Linked DNA regions of Homo sapiens: region 2 is linked to region 1. Evidence: read pairs that join two places in POLR2A ChIA-PET (ENCODE). Cell type or tissue: Panc1. All regions are shown on one strand. Region 1 overlaps GATA2 (GATA binding protein 2). Region 2 overlaps EEFSEC (eukaryotic elongation factor, selenocysteine-tRNA specific).

What was found. ChIA-PET counts read pairs that join two places held together with the same protein. Peaks named below come from ENCODE experiments on the same cell type or tissue, not always from the same donor. Only the 100,000 strongest peaks of a DNase experiment are listed, where the experiment ranks them.
Region 2: POLR2A ChIA-PET joins it to region 1 with 5 read pairs; 3 of 35 experiments call an interaction of 5 or more read pairs at or near these places.

What each region holds. Positions count from the first base shown.
Region 1 is chr3:128,481,987-128,484,486 of GRCh38, reverse strand. It overlaps GATA2 (GATA binding protein 2), which reads left to right. Exons shown (of 6, transcript NM_032638.5): 4 at 482-627. Among named protein-coding and RNA genes, the nearest start is that of GATA2-AS1, 6.0 kb to the left of the region's middle. RefSeq lists enhancers at 1-437, 438-1,002. In Panc1, no CTCF peak of the experiment used is centred here; no DNase peak of the experiment used is centred here; H3K27ac peaks cover 1,556 bases.
Region 2 is chr3:128,400,001-128,402,500 of GRCh38, reverse strand. The region is part of intron 6 of EEFSEC (eukaryotic elongation factor, selenocysteine-tRNA specific); the gene reads right to left. Among named protein-coding and RNA genes, the nearest start is that of DNAJB8-AS1, 62 kb to the left of the region's middle. RefSeq lists enhancers at 96-889, 1,685-2,479, 2,480-2,500. In Panc1, no CTCF peak of the experiment used is centred here; no DNase peak of the experiment used is centred here; H3K27ac peaks cover 442 bases.

The DNA.
Region 1 (2,500 bases):
GACTTAGAGCAGAAAGACGGGGTGGGGCAGACACAGTTGGGTAGAAAGGAGAGGGACAAAAGAGGAGAGGGGGAGAGACGCGCCAGAGCGGGAAGGAGAGAGCCTCCTGGGCCCAGCCAGGTTGAGCTGGGTGACTCCTGCCACCACCCTACCCTCGGCAAAGTTTGCAGTAAATACCCTCCTGGTTGCTCCAGAACGCCTGGGGCCCTGGGCCCCTCCTCCCCTCCTCCTTCGTTTCCATCCCTCCTGGTGAGGATTGGAAGCAGGGGATTTGGCTTTAAACGACTCTGGACCTGTGCCCCCTCCCATGTGGGAGACCCTCTCGTCCCTCTTCCTGCCCAGGCTGTTGCAGCCAGGCCCAGGCCAACCGTGTGCCTGAGAGGCACCGGCACTGCTCGGCTGGCTGCTTTCCTGCCCTGGACTCCCTCCCGAGAACTTGCCGGTTAAGCAGGCCCCCGTGTCTCTCCCTGTTCCCCTGCAGAAGGCCGGGAGTGTGTCAACTGTGGGGCCACAGCCACCCCTCTCTGGCGGCGGGACGGCACCGGCCACTACCTGTGCAATGCCTGTGGCCTCTACCACAAGATGAATGGGCAGAACCGACCACTCATCAAGCCCAAGCGAAGACTGGTAGGAGCGGGCACAGGTGGCTGGGAGGGGGCTGCTGGGCAGGAGCTGGCGGTTAATTACAGGGGAAAAAAACTCCTTCAAATGCAGACGCTTTGCCGCTTGAAATCCTCTTTTATCATGAAAAGCACTGGGATGTCAGTTGGGGTCGTCTCTCTTTCTGGCCAGATTCTTTCGGGCCAGATTTCCTCCTCGGGTATAGGGAGCCCACCGGGCACCCTTGCGCCACCCCACTCTGCTCCGGGATCCCCGAAGTTGAGTGTCCACGGGCCGGACTCCTGTCCTCTGGCCTCTGCTTAGCTCTTTTTTAAAAATAGGGCCATGAAGTACTTTTCCTTGTGGCTCAGCCCTCCCCGACAGCCCCGCTCACAAGCTCCTCGTGCTTATTTAAATAAAACACAAACTCACACCGGCCACTAAAAAAACCTGCCCTTTATTATTTTTCCATGGAGTCACCTATACTGTGTATTTTCATTTGAGTGATTTTAAAAAAATGCCCTTTCGGATCTCCTGCCGGAGTTTCCTATCCGGACATCTGCAGCCTGAAGATAAGGAAACTTCGTGTATCTGTTTCCGGACTCTGCGAGTTTTTAGAGTCTCCTCAGCTCAGTCCTGCCTCTCGCTGGGCTGTTTTGAAATTTCTAATACCCTCCACTCTGCAAATAATGCGTAAAATGCTAAGAATAATAAATATATTTTTTCAGGGCGAAGTGATTTATGAGGCTTAAATCGTTCCCTGCTTTGGGGGCCTTTTTTTCCCCTGGAGCGAGGGCGGGGTGAGGCCCGGGTGGGGGTAGAGGTGGAGGACGCGGCGTTGGCCCCTGAGTCAGAATTCCAGCTTCAGGCTGCTTACTCACCCCTCCCTGCCCCCGCGGCTGCAGTCCCTCTGTCCCTTCTGTGACCAGGCTTGGGCCTGGGGCTGTTCCAGGCTCTGCAGGCCTCAGCCCCCAGCCCCCCACACTCACCACCTGGTGCACTCCCGCCTGCAGTTCTCTGGGAAGTGTTGGGGGACCCCCTCTGTCACTGTGGGGCTGGCGTTGGTGGAACCGGGAGAGGGGATCTGTTTTCTTGGGTAAAGCCTCCCTCTAGCTTCTCTCTGCAAGGACCAGGCGCTCATTTCCAGACCCTACCTCTGCCAGGCATTTCCTGAGGGACTAGGACTCAGAGGGGCTGCGGGGTGGTTAAAGCTCTAAGGGTTGGGGTATGGGGGGCTGGATGGGGGGGATCAGCACTCACATCAGCTGGAGAGATGGAAAAGTTCTGTGTCTGCACTGCCCACTGTGGTAGCCCCTGGCCACATGTGAATATTGATCACTTGAAATGTGGCTCGTGCAATTGAGGGAACTGGGTTTTTAATTTTGTTAATTTGTAGTTAGATCTTATTTAAATGGCTGCCTGTGGCCAGCTGCTACAGTGTTGGACGGTGCAGCTCTGCACTCTGTAAACCTGCGCTGGCCTCAGCGACACTGACTCACCCAGGATTATGGATTTTGAGCGGAGTCGTGCTAGAGGAGACACAGAATCGGCCCCAGATCCAGGGGCTCGAGGGGGACCAAGCCGGCTCAGCCTCAGGATGCCTGTGCTACTAGAGAGCCCTTCTCAGGGCCTCAGTTTCCCCATTTATGGAGTTAGAGCGCAGGGTAGTTGGGGGAGGTAGCTAATTCTCCTCTGTAGCTCTTGCAATCCCGTTGATTCTAACATCAGGCTTCTGAGAGTTCTTTATTCCAAAGTTCTGTGAGTCTTGACTTATTTCGTTCTCAAATTCTAAAATTCCATGGTTCTGAGATGCTTTGATTCCCATGTGAGATTTAGCCCTCCTTGACTGAGCTGGTGGGGACTGGGGGTGGAGCGAGGGTCAGGGAGGGGGGTCGAGGTG
Region 2 (2,500 bases), 82 kb after region 1:
CAAGCCCGTTTGCTTACCCACTAAGGGAGCGGCACGTTTTTGAGAACTACAAAGGGCCTCTAAGACCAAGGGAGGCCAGCAGACCCATCCAGCATCTATTTGCTGCAGCAAAATGTTCTGTGGGACTAAAAGTGATACCTGAGAAGAGTTTAAAGTTACACAAAGAAAGACCTATGTTATAATGCTGATTCAAAAAAAATGCAGCAATCAAAATTTTTGGAAGAATTCTGCTGCAGCCCTGGGATGAAGGGAAAAGAGACCGGAAGACTGTCCATTTGGCTGTCAGGGGTCGGGAGTGGGTTGCAAGCACTGTTCCTTCTTTCTTCTTTTATGTATTTCCCAAGGCTTCTACTGTGACCCTGGGTTACTCACAGGGGGATGTCTATTACAGGCCCCCCATCACTGTGGCCTCCGGCATCCAGCTGGGAGCCCAGAGAAGGCACGGTGCCTACCGGTGCAATCTGGCTGGAACCTGCTCAATCCATGGCACACAGGAGCCGGGGAGGGGAGGGAGGGCCAGAAAGCTCGCTGACATCTCTAGGCCCATGGTGCTGTCTCTGCCATGCTCTGAGTCTGCCCAGGAAGGACAGGGACAAGAGGTAAGGTAGGGGTGGTGATGCTCATGACTCCTCCATGGCTGCTGGAAGTTCAAGGTCCCCACACTGCTGCTCTGCTGCTTGCATCAAGGGCAACGACTGGGAGGTGTGGGCGCAGGAATCCACCGTCCTCCAGCCCTGCCTCGCTGCCTCCTCCCTCATCCCACCTGGCTATCCCAAGGATTGCTCTAGGGTCCGGGTCAGACATCTAGACCTGGCTCCACCAACAGAAGCGTCTATTCTCTTTCTGGCCTCTCTCTCAGCCTCACCCCTCCTCCCTCTCTGACGCCATCATGTACCATGCTTCAGCTATAAGAAGCCAAGCAGGGCCTTGGAATGTGTGGTTCCCTCTGCCTGCCATGCTCACACTCTGATGCTGCCCCTTGGGAAGGTGCCCCTCAGCTGCCCAGCCAAGTGAGATCCTCCTGGGTGCCCTGCCCAGCACCACTGTGGCTGTCATTGCCTTATATGCCTGCCTCCCCCAGTGGCCTGTGAGGGGGCACCTCTCCAGGATTGTGTGCAGGGCCTAGCACACGGGCTCAGGGAGGTTTGATGAAAACAAAGGGAATGAGTATGGATTCATCCTCACAAGCACTCACAGCAGGGGTGCAGGACAGCGGAGGGAAGAAAAATGCCCCAGCAGGGCAGGACCCCTGCCTCCAGGACCAGAAAACACCTGTCTGCCCTTGAGTGACCCAAGGGAGAAAGAAGTCCAGGCTCGGGTCTCAGGCTGACCTGGCCCCCTGGTCCCTCTCCCATGTGCTGGAGGGTGGCTCTCTACCTGGCAGGGTGGGCTAGGGTGTGTGTGTGCTACATGTACGTCTGTCATTCAGTAGGGCCTCTTTTTTCCCAAACCTCAGGATTCTCGGAGCCTATGGCCCTGCTCCACCCCCTGATGAACCCAAACCCCAGGATGCAGTGGGGGCGGGCGGCCATGACCCTGGGGGCAACACTGCTCCTCATGGCTTCCCGTGGAGACACTCTCCCAGGGCCAGGCTGGCCCTTTCTCACCAAGCGCCAGCTCCACACAAAGGCACAATGGGCTGCAGGCTGCCGGGTCCTGGCTTGGGCTGGGGTAATCAGGGAAGAATGCGGGAAGCACAACTGTTTCCCAAGCCCTAGCCATGGTGCCGCCCTGACATGGCCATCAAAGGCCGGCAAATTGCCTCCAATTGCTGGCGTTGCTTTCATGTTGGGGGCCAGACTGGAAGAGGGGTCTCCACGCTGGTGGGTGGCTTGCATGCCCCAGTGGGAACTGAACCCTTGCAAGCAGCTTGGGGTCACTGGCCCCTTTGTGGCCCTGTGGGGCTGGGGCCGCTCTAGTCACTCCAGCACTACCCACTGCTGTAAACAAGCAGTTTTGGAGAGGGTTGGAAGAGAGCCAGAGCCAGGGGCAGGGGATCTCTTTGGGGTCAGCATCCTGGTGATGACTGACAGCTGGGAGCCTAAATGGCAGGTGGGGCTGATATATGGGATGGCCAGGCTGGACAGCCACAGAGGGCCTTGGATTCAGCCAGGCTCCAGTCTGAACTGGATACTGGGCCCTAGGAACAGGAGGGGCTGCCTAGCAAGGCCACCCCCATCAGCAGGGGCCATGGGGCAGCTGGGGTGGAGCCCTGTCCCTCAACAGGGTGCTGGTGGGCTCCAATGTCAAGTTCCCCTCCACCCCAAGGTAGGAAGCTGCCCTGCACAGGCCACAGGTGGTCACGGAGGTGTGTGGGTGGCACAGTGCTCCAGTGAGACCTCTAAGTCAGGGCGTGGCTGGAGGCAGGCCTGGCCAAGAGGGAGCTGCCCCCAAGGCCAGGGGTGGGGAGACAGAAAGAAGGGGGAACCTGGCAAGGGCAGAAGTGTCCCTAATGTGGGGCCTGGCGGTCATGTCTGAAACGCATGGAGGCTATGGTTGA